Linked DNA regions of Mus musculus: region 2 is linked to region 1. Evidence: chromatin loops called from intact Hi-C (ENCODE). Cell type or tissue: heart. All regions are shown on one strand.

Region 1 (8,000 bases):
CTCTGGGGGCAACACTGGGACTTTCCAAATGAGTCGTGGGTTGTGTTTCTTCCCCTTTTCCGAGCTTCTTCCTTATTCCGATTCACTTCCTCACCTGTGACTGGCAGCCTTGGTTATGGATGCCCTTTTGTTTTCTCCTTCTCTGCTTTAAAAAAAAATCTCTTCAGGGTTTATGCCTTTGGAATAATGTTTTTTCTTTATGGACTTGGGGCCCTCCCATCTATGATAAACTACTTCTAACATGTCTGATCTGCCTATTTCATCTCTCTGGTTTTTACTTCATGGGAGGTGGTTTGGCCATTTCCCTCTAGGACGTTGTTAATTTCATGTCTCCAGTCACTTCCTCCTTGTTGGATGGAACAGAGTTTTCCATCTCAAACAAGGGAAAGTTACCAGCAGGGCCACTCAAAATTTGTTGGTGTCTTGATCAGGTCCAGGACTAGACTCTGGGTGACTGATATGACTGAGCAGTGTGGGATGAAGGAGTCTGATGGTGGACAGACCTTAATCCTTACTGTGAAGACAAGACAGGATTATTGATATATAGCCTAAAACTTACCAGGCTCTGGGATGGGCTCCATTTTTTACTGAGATTATTAAGTTTAGACAATCTACCAATATCTTATAGACATCAGTGAGATAGTCACACAATGTCCAGTCTTAAATACAAATTTTAATATCTAGCAATGCTTGGTATAATGTTCCAGGAAAGAGGTATTGATTTGTAATGATAAAACTATCCTTCTTAAGCTTTTTGGTATTATATACAATAAATTTTGTTTAAAATATTAAAGTGTTAAGTTCAATGAAAGTATAGTGTATATGTAAGAGCAAAAGGGAGAAGAGCTCCATTATCCATGCCTTGCTTCCTCAATCACTGTAGAACTTACTTCAACTATAAATTGTTCTCCAAATGCCACCACCCCAAGGACTTATCTATTCATCTCAAACCTACTATCTATGGATTAAGCTGTTCTTTTGTGTGGGTAAATTTCTCTCTATCCCTACTGACTACTGCGTTGTAGTTGAAGCTGTCTCCATTTTAGCTCCGGCTATTTAAACCATATGCTACTTGAATCCCTTGATTGCAATGGAAAGTTCATCTCCTTTCTAAACAGCCTTGGAGCTGTATCCAACAAGCAGATCAGAGGTCAGTAATCTCTTGCTTGGTTTCCCCAGCTCCTGTGCGGTCAGATCTAAACATGGCCATGCTGCACAAAGCCTGCCGTGAACTCCCAGGCTCTCCTCTCCTATCCAGGCTTTAGCTTCTCCCAGCTATTTGCAGCTCCCTAAATAGTACATTCTCTCTGTTGTCTGTGCTTTTGCACAACCTGTGATCCTGCTAAAATCTTTCCCTTCCTTGTCATTCGGGCCTACTCAGTCCTCCAAGATCCATCTCATGCTTCCCCTCCCTGTGACAAGCCAAGTGGAGGATGCTCTCTGTCTGTGTTCATCAGCACACCTTTATCGTGAAGCCTTATCTGTACAGGTACTACATGGGGCGAGATCTCCTTGCTTGTAGCTATGACTGGAGCCAATGTCCCACGAAGGTGGACTGATGAAATAAAAAACCAGCCACAATCTTGCCATCACCTTGGCTTCCATTTGGGACTAGTTTCCTGACAAATGGGGCCATCTACTCATTCCTCCATTCATATTTGGGCTGTGGCCTGGAAGAAGAGTGGGAGAGAGCAGGGAGGATCTCACAGAAGGCTTCCTCAAACTTATTTATATTATGTCCTGAGGGCAAACTGCTTTTGGGCTACTTTATTAGGTTCTTATAGCTACCACCTTTCTCCAGCCTAACCCCTTCCAACACCTAACACTAGGTAGGAGACAGAGAAGGTTACGTAGGAAAGGGGTATACATATCTTTAGACTACTTTCTGCTGATTAGGGGTGTCAAGCTCCGTGGGGCAAGTCCAATCTTTGTAGTCAGGATCTCCAGGCAGCAGTAATGCAGCAAACAACAAACCAACAATTCAGCAAGAGCAGCAGCAGCAAGGGCAAGCAGGAAGGGACCAGCAGCTGCCACCTCTCTCAGGGCGCTGGCATTTTTATATTCGCTGAAGAGTCCCCAGAATTCCAGATACAAACGATTTTCAGCTGGCAGAATCACACTCTTGCCAGTGCACAAGACAAATCTGAAGCAGCCCCACAGCCCACACATGGGACTAAAACAAAACCATGCTTCCGTATAGCATAACTGGTGGGGGTTTTTGTTTGTTTTGTTTTGTTTTGTTTTTTCAAGACAGGGTTTCTCTGTGTAGCCCTGGCTGTCCTGGAACTCACTTTGTAGACCAGGCTGGCCTCAAACTCAGAAATCCACCTGCCTCTGCCTCCCGAGTGCTAGGATTAAAAGCGTGTGCCACCATGCCCGGCTGCATAACTGGTTTTTTTGTTTTTTGTTTTTTTTTTTTTTTTTTTTAAAGAAACCAAAATTCTGGCTGGAGAGATGGCTCAGTGGTTAAGAGCACTGACTGCTCTTCTAGAGGTCCTGAGTTCAATTCCCAGCAACCACATGATGGCTCACAACCATCTGTAATGGAATCTGATGCAGTCTTCTGGTGTGTCTGAAGACAGCTACAGAGTACTCATATAAAAATAAATAAATCTTTAAAAAAAAGAAACCAAAATTCTTACTACATGGGTGATTAAGATATTTCAAAGACTGGAGAAAGGGACATTTTCTATTCAGCTTCTCACTTTGTGGTCTTAGCAACTCCTGTCTGGAGTTTTATTTCCTGTGCTCTGGAAAATGTAAGTCCTGGAAAGTATTGAGAGTCCCTGAGTATTCAGTGTCCCTGAGTGGGAGGGTCATAACCCTGGCTCCTGCCTGGTAGACTGTACAACTCTAGCTAGTAAGAAATCAAGCAGTCCTCTGAGGAGAGAGTGAGAATTATAGGAAAGATGGAAAAGAAGACTCAGAGACAGAAGTTAGAAATCGGGAGGACTGCCCATTCAGTACTGCGGCAGCCTCGAGTTGAATTCTCTTAGGTTTTATATACTTTACAGTATCGTGGGAAACAAAGTCACAAGCCAGCAGAGACAATGGCTGAGGTACATTCGATATCTGTATCCATTTCGAGGCCTCCCTATTCCTCCTTGTTCCTTCCTCTGAGATTAACAGGACATTCATCCCCTCTCCTTGAGCTTCACATGTAACCCCTCTTATCGGTCCATGCGTCAGCAGGCCAGGAACTCTGCCAGCAGAGCCTGGCCTGATTTGACTCTGCCTGACACACAGGCTTTCACAGAAGCAGGCAAGATGGCTCCTGACAGTAGACTGTGTGGCTCTAGCTGACATTGCACATTTGTCTGTCTTCCCTTACTTCCACATGGATGTTCCTTCTGAAACTGCTTGCTAGCCACGACTGCAATGTTTTCCAATAGATTCCTACTTCACAGCAGCTTCTAGGCTCCCGAGGACCTGTTTAGCCCTCTATCCAAATTCCCAACATAAGCGGATAGTCACAGGGTGAGACTTGCTAGAGATTAGGACAGGTGCTTGACTTCCAATGCCAATTCTTCTTGCCCACACTAGGCATTCACGTGGAGAGGAGGGCCTGGTGCTACATCCTACTCTCGCGACATCCTGGGACTATGGAATTCCAGTGTCACCCTGGGCTGCAAACCTCAGCAGAATTTGCTTAGCTACTGGGAGTTGGTGCCTCTCCTGTCATCTTACCGATGGCAGTGCAGGCAATGGAACACATGGGGATGGAATGGAGAAGAGTAAACCCTCGGTGTTCTTTCTGAACCCATGTTTCTCTTACTGGCTTACTCTGACTGCTTGCCAGAGCACTTAGCTCTTGTACTGACAAACATGCCCTGACAGGGTTTTAGGAAATTTCCCGAGTCTTGCCCTAGGACTGCGAAAGCTAGTTTTAGTAAAGAATGAGGTTTAGTTTAGCAAGAACTGATCAGTCCTGATAATTTGTCTGGTTCTTCCTTTTGCCTCATTTCCCAGGAACTGTCTGCTCACATGACTTGTCTTTAGCAAAGGGCTCATTGCCAAGCTTGGCCAGAATTTGACGACTTCTGACATTTCTGCTTGCTAATTTTCTATTCCTTAACGTCCTCACTTGAGTCTTTGCCTATGGAATCCCATTTCCTTGGGATTATCTGATATTTATAACATGAACTCTTGCCATTATAATGATAGACAAAGTCCCACAAGGAAAAACACTTCAGAAAGATGAAACATTGTGAACATGGGGAGGCACTTCTTTGCCTCTCCCTCTCCTCATTCTGTCCCTGCTAATGGATATGACCTTGCTTCCACTCTTGCCGTTGCACCTCTGACATGCCAACAGGTACCACTGGTTATGAGTGAGCCTGTGTATGACCAGTGAGTACTACCTGTGGCTGCAGTGGAGATGGGGGATATTAGCAATGCATCAGTGGCCCTAGGGCTTTTGTCTCAGTGGAACAACGTCACTTTCCTGGGCCTCTCTACTCAGAGGCATCCTGGGTTCTCCAGCACTCTTTACAGTCTAGCACCATTTATTCTTCAAACAGATGAGTCAAACATGCTATCTCCCTTTGGGGAGCTTAGTACTTTCAATATAAAAAGATAAAAGTAGGTACTGAACACAGGTTCTCTCTTTTTGCTGCCCTCAGAGCCCTTGGGACAGTCCCACATGCATACCCACTCTCATCTGTGACCACAGTCTCCAGCGGTCCACCCACACAATCTCAATACATCATTGTGTTCTTATCAGAGCTTCCTACACATCTGCATCTGTGTTCTCAGGCTGCCTTTCTGCTTTTTCTTCCTTCGATGTCCACACCCCATCTCTTCAGCCTTTGTACTGCTCTCACGAGTAGCCCTTCCAGTTCTTTTCTGGTGCACTCATTCTACAGAACCCAAGGCTGGGTCGTATATATGTATGATCTGTGTTCACCCTGTCCCTGCTGGGGCTGCTGCGGGCTGTTGGAAGAAGCTGCCTCCCCTCAGCAATGTGTGCTGCTCACTTGGCTCTCCCTCTGCTCATCAGTCCTGCAGAGATTCCTGTTCACAGCAGCAATTTTACACACCATTGTCCTGCAAACCTGACATTCTTCTTCTTTTTTTATACTGAACCATGGAAGGGGGCACTCTTGGCATTTCCCCACATGCCTCTGTTGTCTTACTGTCTGTCTTAGTTAGGGTTTTACTGCTATGAACAGACACCATGACCAATACAACTCTTATAAGGACAACATTTAATTGGGACTGGATTACAGGTTCAAAAGTTCAGTCCATTATCATCCAGGCAGGAGCATGGCAAACATCCAGGCAGGCATGGAGCTGGAGGGGCTGAGAGTTCTACATCTACATTTGAGGGCTGCTAGTAGAATAATGACTTCCAGGCAGCTAGGATGAGGGTCTTAAAACACATGCACACAGTGACACACCTACTCCAACAGGGCCACACCTCAAAATAGAGCTACTCCCTGGGCCAAGCATATACAAACCATCACACTGACAAAGTAGCAGAAGCTCTGCAGCCTATCTGCCTCTTATGCAGGCTTAGAGCCTTCGACTATTATCTAATACAGAATATCTTTGGTCTTTGCTCTAGCTTACTAATATGCTACTTCTAAAGCCCTTGGGATTTTCTAAGCAGCAGGAATATCTTTGATAATGTAAGAATTAATTGCCTTGAAGCTAGCCCAATGACCAGATATATAGAGAGAGTCAGATAAAGAGCAAAGTGCTTCAGCGGGCAGCAGTTAATGAAGGAACTCACAACTGATCATGGACCATCTTGGAAGAAGAGGTAGGAAAATTGTAAGAGCCAGAAGTTAGGAGGACTGTACCAAGACAGTGTTTTCTGGATATGATAAGATTCAAACTCATAGCTATGGTTGCTTGCACAAGACCTGCACAAGGTCAGGCTGCTCGGCCTTCCAGCATGGATCAGGGTGGGGCTTGAAGAGTGAATATGATAAATTATGGTCAAAAATACATGTGCACGTATGAAGTTATCAAAAATCAGTAAGAATATTATATTTTAAAAGTTCATGTCATTGTGCCCACCGCCTAGGAATCTACTTCCAATTCCAATGCCTCAGTAGCTTCAAAACGGGGTCTAGACTTTATAAAAATCAAATACATGATTGGTGGCCTGGAGCCATTGACATCAGTTCATCATTAGATCCTTAGAGAAGACTGAATTCGTTCAGTGACCAGAGACTCCATCTGTCTTTCTTACAAACCCTGCCCCCAATCCCAACACCTGGTTCCTGGAGCCTGGAGATGCTTCCTGGATGGAGGTACACTTTTCTGAGAACACTGACCTTCCATAGCAAGCAAGTATAGAAGCCTGTTCTTTACTTGATCTTTCTCCCTGTATCTGGCCACTGGGCTAGTCCATCTGATTGGTGTCCTTTGTAAAAGAATTCTGACAAATATAAATGTTCCTGAGTTCTGAGTCTTACTAAGCAATCCATTGTATTTTAAGGGGTTGCGAGGCTCCTTCAACTTAGAGCCAGTTGTTAAAAATGGTGAATGAGCTTCAGACCCGATGGAGGGGCAGTCTTACTGAGAGCATGCTTTTGAATGTGTGGGATTTATGCTATTGTAACTGTGGATGCTGAACGGCAGAACTGAATCGAACCCAACACAAGAGAGGCTGAGACGGATCTCTGCTTCTCCGGGACTTTACCGTTCCTGCTTCTTACTCTATTTTAACTCTGTACTCGACTGGCATGCGATTTCTCACCACACCCACTTACATCACACACAAAACAAACAAACAAAAACCCAAGCAAAACAAAAGACCAGAAACAACAGAGAAACCAAAAGGAAGGCACTTCCCTGCATGTCCCTCTCGTCTCTCAGCCCCCACCGTCCTTGCTCTCAGCACACTTAATCCAATCCTTCTGATGACCATTGGCCTCAGTCAGAGCTCACTCGGTGTGGTGTAAGATTGGACTCTCCAGCAGAGTTTTATCATGAACCATTTTCATTTCTTCTTATACCCCGATCTTTCCTGCCTCAGTCTCTGCAATGCCACCGCACCTCTCTGTGGGCCCTTCCTTGCCTGTCTCCTGCAGTAGTATCTTCTGCTGACCCTTTCACGATTCTGAAGTGCACATTCTGTCCACGCCTTGCTTCCCTCTTTGAGTACTAGCTCACTGTTTTGATTTTTATTTGATTTGAGTGTGTGCTTCCCCTTTCTCCCAGGCATGGATGTCTCAGGATGCAGAGCACTGAGGCCTGGTGGTGAAGCCAACAGGTCATTGAAAGCATGCTCTCACAAGGGTTTCTGGTTACCCTATGGGGACCCTTGAGTTGTTTTTTAAGGGAAGAATATTTTGCTGTAGCCAGAGCCTGAGTTGCTTTTGTTGTCTCATTGGTAATTCATCTCTGTGTGTCCTTGCTATTGAAGTATCATTTGTTATGACCTTCTTGCCAGAGCTGAGCTGATGCTGGCATCATGTCCTTAAATTGCCAGAGCCTCAACTTAAATAAATGTCTTTTCTTTATGAGAGAGGTTGCCTTGTATGTCTTATTATAGCGAAACCAAGCTAAAACACCCATGCATATCCTAGCACCCACCTGATGTTTGACTATGGCGCCTCCTGTCTTCTCACACATCACTCTGACGTCACAATGAATCAGCCATCCTATCAGCTCCCTTCTGTCTCACCCCTCCCCACTCCCCAGCTCCCACCCCACCCTATCTCTGAATCTATGTTCTCTTCCTTGAAAAATGGCTCTGGGTTCACCTCACAGATGATCTGTCTGCTGCTAATTGCAAAAGAACTGTTCAATCTGTTCTTTACCCCACAGACAGAGTGAGAGTTCCTCAATGGATAGAGTTATGTAGAATGCAAGCCTGTATTGGATCTGGCCCATGGTTGGCGGTAGAGAATTTTTTGCTAAATGAGTGAATGGGGAGCTGGGGAGATTGCTCGGTGTGCAACGTACTCACTGTACAGCCCTGAGAACCTGAGTTCAGATCTCCAGCATCCATATGAAAGCCAGGTGTGGTAGTATGCCTCTAATCC
Region 2 (8,000 bases), 85 kb before region 1:
GAAAGAAGGAACCAGAAGAGCTTCCAGAGATGTGGGTAACAGTGTAGTGTAGAGCCTTCCTTCCTTTGGAGACTGTTAGGAAAAAAAATGCTTAAATTTCTGCCAATAGACAGCACTGCCTAGGGGTTGCTGGTTTTTTGTTTTGTTTTGTTTTTTAAGTCATGCCTGAAATCAAGGACTGAAATGCTCCTTTTGTTATTACAGGATTCACCATGATGCAAGTCAAACAGACTGGAAACAGAAGGGCTGGTCCGTTCATTGCTGTTAGCAACCGGGGCAACAAAGCCAGTGTAACTATGGGAAGGTAAACTCACTTGGCGTTGGGGTCCTTTAGCTTTCCCTTGGCTGCCAGGTACTCCTGGAGCTTCTGCCACCGTTCTTCTGTAAAACATGGACACGAGCAAACACCAAAAACATTACAGAAAACCCTTTATATCTTTAAATATGATACTTCCCTGTAGCTATTTTGGCTTTGATAAAGTCACCAGTCCTGTTATGCTTGCTTTCAATACCAACGGTATCAGCCTGGTGCCAAGCTCTTTACTAAGCTGTTTACACTAACCATCAATCCTATGAGGTATTTGGCTGTTTGAAACTCAGATGAAGTGACAGGCTTAAATTTACCCACTAATGTGCAGCAAAGCCAGGATTTGGAATCAAGACTTTTTTTTTTAACCCTTGAGTTACAAATTGTGTGCCTAGGACGGTGCGCAGAACCGCAGGCCCATAAGTGAGGACAGAGTGTGCATCTCAAAGGTGACACGGGGGAGGGGCATACTGGAGAGGTAGAAAGGGCTCCAGGTCCCTCGGAGGCCAGGGTTCACAGCATCCTTAAGCCTCAGCCCACAGTTTATCAATCAACCTCCAGACAGCGCACATTTTATCAGTGAACCTGCAGAGACTCGGACTGGGGCCGAACCTGCCACCTGACTGCTGTCAAAGTTCTGGCCATAACTAGCAATGCAGGGGTGTCCCCCTGCGGCAACGGAGCGCGCCGCTCCTCGCCGTGGCCCGGGTCCAGCGTCCTTAACCTAACTGAGCTCGGGGGAGACTGAAGCAGGCGGGGGAGGCCTGGCAGCTTCTGGAGGCTGCCGACCACACTTACCCGCGGCTGCGCTGGCAGTGGGGCCGGGCCCCACCATGGCTCTACGGCGACAGTTTCTTCCTTCAAAGGGCGCGCCTTGTTCTAGTACGAGAACCGGGCGCCCGTCTGGACGCTCCTATTGGCTTCCGCGACTTTGAAATTCGCCAATAAAAAGACGGAGAGGGCGGGATAACAGGAAATGGACATTCGGCGATTCCCACTGGGGACCTCCCCTGAGGCTCTGCGATTGGAGAGTTTCTGAGAAGGCCCGCCCTATGGCTAGGTCACTTCCGCAGCGGTGCCTCTGAGGTGGGAGCTGGTGGGTGATGCTGGCTGGCGGAGGAGTGGCTCTAATTGTAGCCAAATTTGGGTTAAGGACGGTTGTGACAGTTGAAGAAACGGGGAGAAACAAGCCGGAGCCTAAGTCTCTGTGCTATCAGTTAGGCTGGCTTTGGCTGCAAATAATAGCATGCCAAACGAAAATGGTCCGTATCAGTTATTGTTCTCATTCTTGTAGCCGAATACCGGACAGAAACAACATAACTCCGTGTAGTCCCTGAGCAGCTCGCGGGAGCTGTCAAAATGGCGCAATCTGTCAAAAGTGTCTCAAGGGAAGGGCATCCTAAGACACAGGAGCTCAGGAGCCACACAGCTCTGAGGTGGGACAGTGTCCCCTTGGAAAGGCACCCTGAGACTCGGAAACCCAGAAACCACAGAGCTCTGAGGGTCAGAAGGTATTCCTGTGGAAGGACACCCTGAGACATCAGAGCCGGGGAACCACACAGCTTTGAGAGGAAGCCTCGTCAGCTGAGGCAGTGCAGTTCCCAGGGGAGGGTATCTCCAGCTCAGCCCAGGAGCTCAGGAGCCTCTGCCCCGCTCCACTTCTTTGTTTCTTCCCTTCCTCTGTCAATTGCTTCTTGGCTTCTTCCAACGCGAAAGTCATATGAGGCAGCAAATCTCGTAAAAGATATTTATTGGAGAAGGATGTTATGGTGGGAAGAGAAAAGGGCAAGGGGTTAGAAGAGTTTTTAAAAGAATAACAAAGATTTCCTAATAGAAAATGTAAAGAACAGAATTATATAAATTTAAGAATGGAAATAAAACATGGAAACATAATAGTTTATTTAAACAGAAAAACATCTACAAGGTAAAGTTAAAATGCTAACAAAGGCCTGCTAGAAAGAAAAAAAAAATCATGAAGGAAAGAGAAGGAAAAGGTTATCACTGGCATACCTAAACATTATCAGGTGAGTGAAGGAGAATAAAAAAAAAATCACAAAAGTTTTTGCTTTTGTTTTTGTTTTTTAATATGATAAAAAGCGCTGAGATGGCTGGGGTAAGGAGCATGCAGTGCTCTGGCAGGCCACCAGAGTTGGTTCCCAGCACCCATATTACATAACACATCTGCCTGTAACTCTAGCTCCATAGGGTCTGACATCCCGACATCCACTTGTGTGACAAGACTTTCCCTGAGGAGATGTAACACATGGCTACTTACTGCAGACAGACAAAAGCTTGGATACCACCAAAGCTCAACACGTCTTATCGGGGCTATGTACAAGAATTTGGGTGAAGGGTTACTGCACATTTCAGGTGTTCAATTATTGTTTCTGTGAATTTCCAACCCCACTTTCTAAAATAGAGTCTATTACTCCTGATTCTGACTTTCTTTTTCATTAGGTCACAGGAAAGCAGCTTCTAACCTGCTGTATTGTCTCTAAAACCACTACTTGGTTTTGGTGGTACATTATATGGTGAGTTTGTATGGACATCTACATCGGCATACACATGTACTGAATATGGATTGTATCCTTTAACTGAGCCTGGAAATATTATAATTTTCAGTGCTATCTATCTGTGAATACTGGCAGCTAGCAAAAAAAAAAAAAAAGAAAGAAAAGCTATGGAACCTGAATTTTTTTTAAATGCATTTTTTGGGGAAAACAACAAAATGTAGCAAAATATAGTAAGATAAAACAGAAATCATCATATATAAGTTGGACAAGCTATGCCAACAGAAAAATGAAAGAGCTCCAAGAGTAGGCAGAAGAATCAGAGACTTACTCATTTCCATTCAGGAGTCCCATCAGAGCATAAACTGAAAGCTAGAGTGTGTGTACAGAAACCTGGGCAGACCTGTGTAGGCCCTGCGGCTGCTGCTTCAGGCTTCAGGCTCTGTGAACGCATATGGGTTTTGCTCAGTTATTTTAGAAGGCCTTGTTCTCACATCCCTTCTGTCTCCCCGACTCCTGTCTCCATTTCCACAGGGTTCCCTGACCTCTGAGGGGAGGGATTTGATGGTGACATCTCCTTTAGAGCTGTGTGGAATCCTGGTTTTGTAAGGTGATGCTAACTTTAGTGAATTACGTGAGTGCTGACCAGTTGTCCCTAACTTTTAGGCAGTGAAGTAATAAAGACAACAAATAACAAAAACCCCTTCACTGCATCACAACAAAACATAACAACAACAAAACCCAAACCATCCCATTGCAAAACCCAAACAGAAAAGATAACAAATAAATACATCAGCTCAAACCTGTTTTATTTAATTATGATTAATAATAATGAGTTGATTGTTATTGTTGATAGTTACATGACACTGTGGTTTGAAAAAAAAATTGGAATCCAGGGGAAACACTGATTACATTCTAGAAAAGAAACTTCAGGTATCAGTGATGTGGTTGTCACAGTTAAGCTCTTTCCATCTTTAGATGGTTGGTGTTAGTTACAGGTGAGACTGAATGATGTAAGAATACCCAGACAGCTTTAAGGACGGGAGGGAGAAAGACTGACTCAATTATCATTTTAGATGCACAAAGTAAACAGCACAGATTAAGATCATGATGAAAGGGCTCCCAAGTGCAGGAATGTACGGAGAGCTTCGTGGCTGTGGAAAAAGTGTAAAAGTCTGTAGCATGGAGCTCTAGAGGAGACTACATCTAACTGACCACCTAGAAAACCCTGCTGCGAGGGTGCCGTCAAGCTCAGAGGATTTAAGGATGTTCCATAAATAATATAATTATCATAAATATATTTATAAATACATAGATAAAATAACTTAAAAATAACATTCAACAGTCTGTCTCCTTCTTGAGGTCTGTTACAGGAGGATTTCATCCAAATGATCTCACTGGAGTAAAACCCACTGAGGTAGGAAAGATGTAGCTATTGTCCCCTTCCTTTTGAAAATGACAGCATTAAGTTCTTATACCTTTATCCTACTCAACTGGCATTTTGAAGCCGAAGGTGCACAGTGAGATTGGTCTGTGAATTTATATTCCAAATGCATTGAGTGTGCTTTTCAGTTGTTTTATCCCTTTGTTAACCCATCTGTAATATGTGTAGAGTCTTTTTGATCCTCCTAAGAATGCCATGCAGAATAGTAATTAAAATGATTAGTACTGAGCAAACTATAGGGTACTCTTTAAAATAACAGATAGTATCATATGTCGGGGTGGCTCCACTAGGGTTTGCTCTTCTCTTACAAAGAGGGTAAACATTCATTTAGAATTACAGAGACTCAGCACATGCTGTGCAAGTGACTCAGGGTGAGGAAGGTTCCTGTACATGGTACATACAGACTGTCAGCACTTCCCAAGTGAATAGACTCCCGAAATAAGGCTGCTTTTATGATATCTGGAAGTCTGTCATAGAGGGCAGTCCCCGTGCCAGGTGCACCCGACTTTGTTCTTTGGTGGCAATAAACAGCTCTGGATAAGCAGCTGATGTGAAGTAGTTCTTAGAGTTGATACTTTTCCAGAAGAAAATGAGGTCGGTCTCACTACCTGTGATGAGTTTTGGTGTTTCTGGCAACTCCTGTGATAGCAGAATAGAATTCTGTTAGTGCATAAGAAGGCATTGGGAAAAAAAAAACCCTGAAGGGCAACCCTCCAGTATCTGGACTTCATGAGAAACAGCGCTCTCGAGCCTGCCTCTGCGATCTGGGTTCTTTCATTTGGTCACTCATCAAGCATTTACTGCATGCCTATTTGATGTATGGTCCAGATGATCCATAAGAGTTGATTACCTTAGTTAATTGGAGAGAAATCTCAGTGAGTCATGAAGACTGTCAATGATACCTGAATGTCCTAAATCCAGACAAGTGGGGGTGAAACGCTGCCTGTGTACATCCTGTCTTTAATGCTGGCACAGGGAACTCTCATCAAGTCTGAACACTGAAGATTGTAAGACTTCTAAACATTCTGACCCCTGAGTATTCAAATTAAACCTTTACAAAAACAGTGGAGCGTGGGATGACGTCTACCTCTGCATTTCGGTTGCAATCTGAAAGTAAACCATGTACATACACACAACAGCAAGTACCAGGAACTCCACACGGCTTCCCTGATCTGAGCAGCTGACTGCTCTGGGGATAACCCTTTTAGACTGTGTTCTTCCTCTGAGTATGAATACAACCCGATAATAACCTTCATGGCAAAATATATTGCGGATTCCATGTTGTTGAGACCCTCCCCCTTTTGTATTCTTTTAAATCTAAGAAAGCAACCTGATTAGCTTCCTTTGGGCTTTGAACTTTCATTAAGACCTGTACTATCCAAACCTCTTCATCTCCCCCTTTTACCCCCTTCCTTTGGTTATTCTACCTCCAAATGACTACACAGTCCTCTTCCTGTCTACATGGTCACCGTATTCTTCTACTGTGCTTCTTCTCTAACTTCCCAGCTGAGCTCTCTGCTCTCTCTAGTGCTTTTGTTCTGGACTATTGTCTATTTAAGAAATATAAATGGCACCAGCACCCTGCACCCTCTGAAAGCCTTTGGTGGCTTTCAACTGTATACCAAATGACCAGGACCAAAAGCGCTCCGCTGTTACTTGCAGCTGGCCTGTGGGCTCATGAAGCTCTAGGGAACTCAGGTCTTTATAGTGAACTGAGATCCTTCTGTTGGGATGTCCCATCCCTACCTTGTATTAGCTGGTCTGTCTCTCAGAGGGTCTGCTCTTGTCCCTCCCTCTAAATAACACTCCTCCATTTTTCTGTCTTAGTGTCTTGGGCATTTTCTGTCCAACATCTTACTTTGTTGTTGTCTATTTGACTTATCTACTGTACTAGAGGACTGTGTTCCATAAGGTTAGGAATTTTGGCTCACCACTCTAGATAGCTTTTAATGCTGTGCTTGAAAAATAGAAGACTTTCAGTAATTAATAGCTTGTTGAAGGGATTCATGAATGAAGCTACTGCCCTACTCAGTAGATAATACTTTCATTTGATTCTCACAGAGAAATACAGACACCCACATATACTTTAGGACAGGAGGCATTGGATTATACATTTACTGGACGAGAGTTATATGCTTCTCTATGGTAAAAATGTCTAATGCTAAAATGTGGATGTGTACGTGTGTGTTTGAGGGAGATGGTCACAGAGAATATGGGCATGGGACGAGAGACAATAGCATTATCAATGGACCACTGGAGTGGGAAGGCTAAGGCTTGAGTATTGTGGCTCCTAGTTTTTGGCTTCGTGTGAACCAGTGAGCTGTTAACTCCTCTGTGATCTCAGTGGGCTTGTTTGAGATTTTCAGAGGCTGGCTCCATTGTCACAGTGCTCTGTACTGTGTAAATCAGATGGTGGATGTCATCTTAAAGATCAACAGAACAAATGGATGCTCTGGGATGGGAGGCAAATAGGGTCAAGGAGGAAAGGTGAGCAGGTGGTGGCTGTGGCTGCAAGGAGACTGTGTCATCCTAGGAGGGACATCTGCTTACTGTGATTGGTCACAAACAGTGGGAGGTGAATGAGGACAAGTTTGAGATGGAAGCCAACTGACCTTCAGCAACACGGGCTGGTCTTCTCCTTGAGCGCTCACGAACAGTTGTGAATCTGAGATTTTTAGAGTAACAGGATATTTAGAGTCGTCTCCTCCCGACGAGTAGGCATACATGTCAAATTTTACTGTCAAAGAAAGAGCCAGAAAGGAAGTAAATACACTATTATTTATTTATATAAGAAGAGGGGTTTAGATAGTGGCAGATGTGTGTGTGTGTGTGTGTGTGTGTGTGTGTGTGTGTGTGTGTGTGTGTGTGCTCCCAACTATGGTGTAAATGGTGTAAATGAATACATCATATTTATTTGTGGAGCTCAGGAGTGGGACTTTACACATTATTATTTTCATTTACAATGCCTGCTGCACTTACTAGGTGGGAAAATAAAAGTTTTCTATGTGAGTAGAATGCTTAAGGACCGAATTATTGCTGAATTTCTTCTCGTTAAAATAGTGGAATAAGACTTTGACATTTTTTGGTTTATGAGTTCCTAGTTGCTTAAAATGGAGTGATCTCTCTCTCTCTCTCTCTCTCTCTCTCTCTCTCTCTCTCTCTCTCTCTAACACACACACACACACACACACACACACACACACACACACACACACACACACACACACATCCAGCATAGTAAAATGACTGGTACCACCAGAAATGTAATGTAAATAAACAATAGGAGCAATAGTGGCAGGGGTTATAGTCAGTGACTGAGCATGCTTTGTGTGTGTGGCTTGGTTTTGATATCTAGCACCAAAAAGAAAGAGTTTGGGGGCCTAGTAGAAATATGATTACTAAGTCAGTATGTGGAGGAAATCATGTGAGATAAGTAGGGAATAGAGTACACAATAATTTACAAAAGTCATAAAGAGCCTGTTAACTGAAGTGTGCACAGTGTCTCTATTCAGAAAGAACCCTGCCTACTTATAAGGAGTTCCTTCTGTGGGTCTTTAAAAACAAGTTCGTATATTGATGATGCATTCTGCATCTAAAACAGGTTCATTATGGAAACTGGGTCTGTGTAACAAGAAATATTGAGCACGGAATTCCATCCTTCAGATCCCATGGCAGTTAAGGATTTTTGGTTTTCTTGTTACTTTATCAAAGTTAAAAAAAGCTCTTCCTAGATGAACGC

The links. Hi-C counts contacts between places; a loop is a spot of excess contacts. Peaks named below come from ENCODE experiments on the same cell type or tissue, not always from the same donor. Only the 100,000 strongest peaks of a DNase experiment are listed, where the experiment ranks them.
Region 2: it touches region 1 in a loop (2.3-fold over the local background); 8 of 42 quality-filtered maps call a loop at or near these places.

Annotation. Positions count from the first base shown.
Region 1 is chr2:129,380,908-129,388,907 of GRCm38, forward strand. No RefSeq gene overlaps it. Among named protein-coding and RNA genes, the nearest start is that of Il1b, 14 kb to the left of the region's middle. In heart, no CTCF peak of the experiment used is centred here; DNase peaks (open chromatin) are centred at 3,204 and 3,554; H3K27ac peaks cover 903 bases.
Region 2 is chr2:129,296,000-129,303,999 of GRCm38, forward strand. Ckap2l (cytoskeleton associated protein 2-like) reads right to left here and starts at 1,213. Exons shown (of 9, transcript NM_181589.3): 1 at 1,106-1,213; 2 at 315-381. The coding sequence starts at 1,142. It overlaps Il1a (interleukin 1 alpha), which reads right to left. Exons shown (of 7, transcript NM_010554.4): 6 at 6,874-6,998; 7 at 3,611-4,900. The coding sequence ends at 4,712. It overlaps Gm14023 (predicted gene 14023), which reads left to right and starts at 1,371. Exons shown (of 5, transcript NR_040371.1): 1 at 1,371-1,403; 2 at 2,765-2,838. In heart, CTCF peaks have their summits at 2,451 and 4,558; DNase peaks (open chromatin) are centred at 1,322 and 1,862; H3K4me3 peaks cover 2,150 bases; H3K27ac peaks cover 2,092 bases.